2 separate regions of the Homo sapiens genome follow, and region 1 is linked to region 2. The links are chromatin contacts, found by Hi-C or POLR2A ChIA-PET in ENCODE. All regions are on one chromosome and are shown on one strand. Each heading gives the region's core, a stretch centred on a gene start or an enhancer-like site at or near the end of the contact. The rest is flanking DNA. Distances are from core to core; before and after follow the strand shown. Region 1 has its middle 340 kb from the start of RBMS3-AS3. Region 2 has its middle 210 kb from the start of RBMS3-AS3.

What was found. A loop is a pair of places that touch in the nucleus more often than their neighbours do. ChIA-PET counts read pairs that join two places held with the same protein, here RNA polymerase II (POLR2A).
Region 1: a map of prostate gland shows a loop between it and region 2 (2.4-fold over the local background). The contact joins two enhancer-like sites. A Hi-C loop is called at or near these places in 2 of 168 maps with a recorded cell type or tissue (PC-3 and prostate gland). POLR2A ChIA-PET finds 5 or more read pairs at or near these places in 3 of 52 experiments (A673, HCT116 and T-cell).

What each region holds. Positions count from the first base shown.
Region 1 is chr3:28,938,615-28,942,384 of GRCh38, reverse strand. No RefSeq gene overlaps it. Among named protein-coding and RNA genes, the nearest start is that of RBMS3-AS3, 340 kb to the left of the region's middle. Within about 2 kb of position 1,565, at least 2 of the 41 ENCODE cell types and tissues checked have a DNase peak (open chromatin) inside an H3K27ac peak, as active enhancers do.
Region 2 is chr3:29,064,137-29,067,786 of GRCh38, reverse strand. No RefSeq gene overlaps it. Among named protein-coding and RNA genes, the nearest start is that of RBMS3-AS3, 210 kb to the left of the region's middle. Within about 2 kb of position 2,251, at least 7 of the 41 ENCODE cell types and tissues checked have a DNase peak (open chromatin) inside an H3K27ac peak, as active enhancers do.

The DNA of each region.
Region 1 (3,770 bases), core at 316-2,815, 120 kb after region 2:
AGGTTTCCCTTGAGAGTAATTCCTCAATAAATACCTGCACCAGAATTCTTGTCTCAGGCTCTACTCCTGGACAACCTAATCTATGTTACGCCAATAGAATAACAATAATAATAGCAGGCCAGGCACAGGGGCTCATGTCTGTAATCCCAGCATTTTGGGAGGCCGAGGTGAGAGGATCACCTGAGGTCAGGAGTTTGAGACAAGCCTGGCCAACATGGCGAAACCCTGTCTCTACTAAAAATACGAAAAATTGGCCAGGCATGGTGGTGTGCGCCTGTAATCCCAGCTAATCAGGAGGCTGAGGTAGGAGAATTGCTTGAACCCGGGAGGCAGAGGTTACAGTGAGCCAAGATTATGCCATTGCACTCCAGCTTGGTCAACAAGAGTGAAACTCCATCTCAATAATAATAATAATAATAATAATAATAATAATAATAATAATAATACCAATATTATGAACCACCACAAGCACAACAGCACTTAAATTTACTGTTTATTATTGCCAAGCACTGTTCCCAAGGCTTTGCAACAATCATGTTTTTAAACCTCACAAAAACCCAAGAGATAGGTACTATTATTATTACCATTTTATAGAAGAGGAAACAGAGGCTTGGAAAGTTTTTTTAAGAAAAACTGGCCGTAGTGGCTCACACCTGTAATCCCAGTACTTTGGGAGGCTGAGGCAGGCCAATTGCTCGAGCCCAAGAGTTCGAGACCAGCCTAGGCAACATGGTGAAACCCTGTCTCTACAAAAAATGCAAAAATTAGCCTGACGTGGTGGTACACGCCCATAGTCCCAGCCACTCAAGGTGGCTGAGGTCGGGGCTGATCGCTTGAGCCCATGAGTTTGAGGCTGCTGTGAGCCTTAACTGCACCACTGTGCTCCAGCCTGGGTGACACAGACTCTGTCTCAAAAACAAACAAACACACAAAAACGTAGCTATGGTCCAACAGCTAGTAAGTACTGAAATGTGAAACCCAGGCAGTCAGACTAGAGTCTAGGTTCTGAACCCCCATTATATTCTAATTCAAATCCTAATATATTTTACACCGATAGGATCCTTAAAATTCACTCATCTGTTGTGTAGTTTCTCATCTCAAAGACCCAGAAATGTATCCTTAAGTAGCCAGTAGAGATTTGGCCATGGGATATAAAGGCACACATTGTGAGCCAGCTGCTGATTTATAGGGTGCTGGAGACACCACAGAGAGGAAGGAGCTCCACCACCTCTCTCTCAGTAGAGCTCAGACTGCAGGAAATCAAATCCATGGACAGACTTCAGAATACTTCTGTTTTATAGACTGAATTAAGGAAAATGGAGTGGATATTCTAGCACTGCTGGCTACCCTGTGCTTTATTTAGGTTCATGACCCCTGGCTGTAAGGACCCAATCTCAACATTTTAGAACATCAGGTGGGAAAGGAATTAGGATATCCTCCTTTTTCTTTCCTGCCCCTTTCCTCCCCTGAAAACTGCAGCTGCACATGTCACCAAAACACAGAGACTCTGGAGGGCTGTTTTTGCTTACAACAGCCAGTTAGAAAGCAAAAGGCCAGCAAAGTCCTGCCAGAGACTTGCTGTGCCCTGGACAATTTCCCACATAAACAAAGTGGGAACTCTTTTAAAGAAAAGATGCCCTTGGCTTTTTGAGGGTGAGAGTGATCTTCCTACAAAACCACAATCTTTCCCTGGCCTGGAGTTCCCCTTATGCAAAATTCAAGTATATGTGGTTTTACTTCTGTATAACCTTTTCTCAGCAAACCCACAAGAATTTGAGTTCCAGTGCAAGTGATTTGCCAATTACTCCAGTTTTGGATAACTAGAAAAAATAGAAAAAAAACAGTGTTTACAGAGGAAGAAGGGGTAACTCAAAAGTCATAATCAGTGGAGAAATTTTGCTAATAAAATCTGGAAAGAGAAAAGACAGGAAAGATGAGGTTAAATCCGGGTCATATTAAGATTTTAGGGACTGATACTTACTAAAAAGAATTTTATAAGCTGCTCATGATATGTGTAATTCAAAACAACAACTTTATACCCTATATGTTAGGTATAATGTTTGACAAAATTAAACTAGTTTCTTCTTGGGTTTTGAGGATGTTTTTAATTTCAAAATTTTGGAGAAGTTCATTGCCTCTAGATTTCTCTTATTTTTGGAAACTTTGCTTAGCCAGTCCCCTAAAATGCTTGCTAACTATTGCACAAAGCAGCATGCAGTGAAGTGAAACCCAGGACTGAGAACTAAGTCCTTATACCTGTTGGAAGGAGGAAAGCAGTGATATGTACAATTGTTGCTGATGTGTATACTTGGCATAAATTTATATCAGGAAGATCTCAACAACTACATTATTCTGCATCTTAAAGGCCAAGGAGAGGCTACAGGAGGGACATAGAAAGAGGTGGCCAAAAACATTTGTGCTATAAACTTCCAAAGAAATCCAAAAGGCATTCAATATTTAGGAGATATTCTAGACACTAAGGGGAGAAAACACCTTAAAATGTGCACATTTTGGCCAGGCGCGGTGGCTAACACCTGCAATCCCAGCAGCACTTTGGGAGGCCGGGGTGGGTGGATCATGAGGTCAAGAGATCAAGACCATCCTGAGCAACATGATGAAACCCCATCTCTACTAAAAATACAAAAATTAGCAGGGCGTGGTGGTGCACGCATGTAGTTTCAGCTATTTGGGAGGCTGAGGCAGGAGAATCGCTTGACCCGGGAGGCAGAGGTTGCAGTGAGCCAAGATCACGTCACTGCACCCCAGCCTGGCTACACAGTGAGACTCCGTCTCAAAATAAAATAAAATAAAATAAAAATCTTGATTGTTTTTTTAGAATAAATATTGTGCATATTTGAGATTTACATATTAGGATATACATGCAGACACTAAAATAGTTACCACAGTGAAGCAGATTAAGACATCATCTCATACTTTTTTCTGATAAGGACAGCTAAAATCCATTGAACAAAAATCCCTAATACTGTATAATTTTATTAACTTTAGTTTTCATGCTATACATTAGATGTCTAGATTTGCTCTTCCTACATATCTGCTATTTTGTACCCTTTGACCTGTATCTCCCCATTGCCTCTCCCTACTCCCATTCCCCTGCCCATGGTAACCACTATTTCATTATATATGTGTATTTGAGCTCTTTTACAAATTCTACATATAAGTGAGATCACACAAGTTTTCCTTCTGTGTCTGGCTTATTTCACTTAGAATAATGTCCTCCAGGTCCATCCATGTTGTGGCAAATGGCAGGACCTCCTTTTTCAAAGGCTGAATATTTCTTCATTAATTCATCCATCCATGAACATTTAGGTTGTTTCCATATCTTGTCTATTGTGAATAATTCTGCAATAAACATGGAGTGTAGATATCTTTTTGAGGTGGTGATTTCATCCCCTTTGGGTATATACCCAGAACAGGGATTGCTGGGTTATAAGGTAGTTTTAATTTTAATTTTTTAAGGAGGCTTCATACTCTTGTCCACAATGGCTGCACCAATATACCTTCCCAACAGTGCACTAGCATTCCTTTTTCTCCACACTCTTGTCAACATTTGTTATCTCTTGTCTTTTTAATAGTCATCCTTACTGGTGTGAGGTGATATATCATGGTGCCTTTAACTTGTATTTTCTTAATTAGTAACGTTGAGCACCTTTTCATATATCTGTTGGCCATTTTTACATCTTCTTTTGAGTGTGAAAGAAAATGAAGTAATTAAGGCTAATGCTTTTAAGGGGAGTCAGGAGATTGTGGGA
Region 2 (3,650 bases), core at 1,002-3,501:
ACAGCAGCATGATCTATCATATCCTGATACTCATGATGTTCATTTCTCTCCAAGAGAAGACCTTTTGTAGGTTGTACCAAATCCATACATTACTCTACCTATAAGAAGTAACTAACCTCAACATTGCAACAAATCACAGGGAAGGCTAAACCATATATGTCCAAAAAGCAGAACTGACTTTTATCTGGACATAAATAGAATGAGAAGACATTTCCAGGTAATAAAAATATAGTAAATATGATTGTGTTTCTCATATCAGGGAGTTTCAGGGTTTTTTGTTGTTGTTGTTTTTGAGATGGGGTCTCGCTCTGTTGCCCAGGCTGGAGTGCAGTGGCGTGATCTCGGCTCACTGCAACCTCTACCTCCCAGGTTCAAGCAATTCTCATTCCTCAGCCTCCGGAGTAGCTGGGATTATAGGCGTGAGCCACTGCACCTGGCCGACTTTTGGTTATTGTTAAAATTAATTTCCAATCTATCACAGACCCAACATACTATCTCACTATGTGAGTTTATATGATCACACCAGTTCGTAGCTAGAGATCATGATGACTAGTTCATAGCTAGTGACTCTATGACTCACCACATGAATTTGACAACACCTCAAGCTGTTTGATGAGACATGCTTAGATGCTGTGACATTACAAAATTGTTATTAAAATTTCTAAAAGCTTATTTTTAATTTCTATACCTATTTTGTTACAGACCAGTAATCAAATGGTTGTAGTCATTCACCAGTTTAGGAAATCATACTTTGAGTAGCACTGCTGAACATAACCAAACTTCCTTGGCTTGTGTTTAAAGTAAACTTTTCATTTGGGTAACCAGAAACTCAGGATTTTCCATAACTGGTTAACATAACTGATATAAACACTGTGTTGAATATTATGGGGTAACAACAACATAAACAGCCTGAATAGTATTAGCAAAACTTTGGAGATGAAATGAGCAATCTGTATGCTGAAGATCATAAATATTTCCCTTAGCCATAATTATGAAGCATTTTACTAATTCCTAATGGGAAAGAATTAATAGTTAAGGTAAAAAACAGCTTGTATATGATGTATAGTTCATTGCATAGAAAACACTCTTAGAGACAGAGTAAACTACACATAGTTCTTACTCCCTAGCCTAGGCCTGGTCTTCTTAGGTATTCTTTTGTGGTCTTAAAAAACAATTGCTATAGAGATACTAAATACATTGTATAGATAATCCTGGACAGTGGACTCTAGATTGACAGTTGTCATCAGAGTTCTGGTACCCAGTTTGAGGAGACAGAGCAAAAACAACTTAGAAAGTTGCCTTAGCATAGTTTATTCCTATTTAAGCTCTCTACACCTTATAATCTTTATTTTTAAATTGGTATGTACATACACACATACATACATACATATATAACATCTATGTATGTATACTAGGGTTTCCCAACCTTCGTATTATTGACATTTCAGGCCAGTAATCCTTTGCTATGGGAGCTATTCTATTGATTGTAGGATATTTAAAAGCTCCCCCAGGACTCTAACCACTGGATACCAGTATCATGGCCCCAGTTGTGACAACCAATATCCACTGAGATATTGCCAAGTGTCCTATGGAAGATTGCTACCATTTGAAAATTACTGTTATATATAATATATATTATATATGTTAATATACTATGAATTTTAATAATTTTATTGATTTCTTGGAAAAACATGCATAAATCCATTAAGATTAGAAAGCAGACACTTTTTTTAAGAAAGCAGAATGGATCAAGATATTTAGTCTCACTTTTTCAATATTTTATATTTTATACAAGTATTTTAAAGGTACATACATCACATCCTGATGTGATGTACATACAACACACAATATTAGGCAAAGGTCTCTGTCAAGCAAATTTCCAAATATCACTAAAAAATAAATGCTAGATATAAAATGTTTATTCAATGTAGATGGGAAGGGAAAAATAATGTCAAGACATGTGGGTTGCATATCTACATTCTAATATATGGAAAGACTAGTCAGAAGACATTTTTAAACTTTCCTCCCAGGACTAGAGGCACTGCACCTTTAAATGGAGCTAGCTGCAGTAACCTGCAGAACTCTCATGGAATGTGGAGTGTTCCGGGATTCTGTCTAGTCAGGCCTCTGGCAGGGCTGTGGCAGCTTTGTTTGTGGGCAGGCAGCCTCCTCACATTTCTGTTACTTTATCCTTAAGGAAGTTGCCATGGAGACTGGCATGGAGATGGCAGTTGGCCAGGCAAAGAGTTTTAAGTTGAAAAAAACAACACATTCACACACACTCAAGCTCTTACTCACACATACTCCCAAAATAAACACATCCTTGTGTGTACATAATCAACTTTAAAAAAATACACTTAGCGTCATTGCCTATTTGGGTAAATGGTTAAACCTTTGTTTCTTTTCTAACTTGACCCAAAAAACACCATCAGAAAAAGAGCAGTTAATGAAGTAGGAAAATAGCACCTATTAAAAGTAATCCATCACAGCTCATGAACACCCAGCTAGTAGGCATCTGATTGCAAAATCTGTTTTCTTGGCAAAGGAGTCATGAGAAGGAAAACTAAAGTGATACAGTAAATGAAGAATTTCTTCATTTGGTGAAAACAAATGTGATTTGGTCAACTTAAATATTATCAAAAGTGGTCCAACATTTTATTTTATTTTCATAAACAAAATGTAAAAATAACACAGAGCTTTGAAGATTTGTTTTTTAATTTTGGGAGGGCAGCAGAATTGAAATCTTCTTTAGCATTCTGAAAAGCCTCAGATTTTATCCAATCTTTGTATATGGAGTACTTTCCACAGCAGCCTTCAAACTCAAGGTATTTGGTCAAAAACAATGATAAAATTCTGAAGTACATCTAGGTTGGTTAGAGAGAAATTCATGAAAGTCATAAATCCTTGAGAATTATCCCAAAACAGCATCAGAGATTTGAATGCTACTAGTGCATAAATTGCTTAGTGTTTACTTAGAAAACAAATCTCCATATGCAGTATGCACTTCATAAAACTAAAGCTTTCAATGTACTTTTATTTCAGCATGGACAATATGCAAGAAAGTATTGCTGTAATTCAGATTATTAGATTATGAACTGTACAAACAAGCATCAAACAGTAAAAGAAAATGGAAGGAAACGTTTTCAAAATGAAATGTTTCTTTCTGTTATGAAAGTAGTGTTGACAATCCAAAGATTTGTGTTTCCATATGTAACCAACTGAATAACACAACACTGACTATTGTGAATTTTATGTTTTTTTCCCCTCTCTCTTCAAAGGACAAACTGCCTTGGAGGTATTGTTGAGTGGGCTTCTGTGTGATAAGCCAACCCAAAACAGTTCACTTAAGGATTAAGTTGAAGCTTTGTTTTCAAGGTTTAGGGAACACTGCACAGCCTCACTTTATAATTACCACATGTATGACAAACCCTAGTGTTTTATAGTCCTTCTGATGACCAGCTGTGCATGGATTTTACATGGTCCTTTTGTCAGTATATAAATACAACCTGCTGAGGTTATGAGGAAACCACACAGTTATTAGTGTTGGTATGCACCATGAAAATGCTATTCAAATCAGCTTGTGGTTGACGTATTAGTTACTACATCAGAACCACTGATCTCTATTTTATTACTTCCCTGATGAATGACAT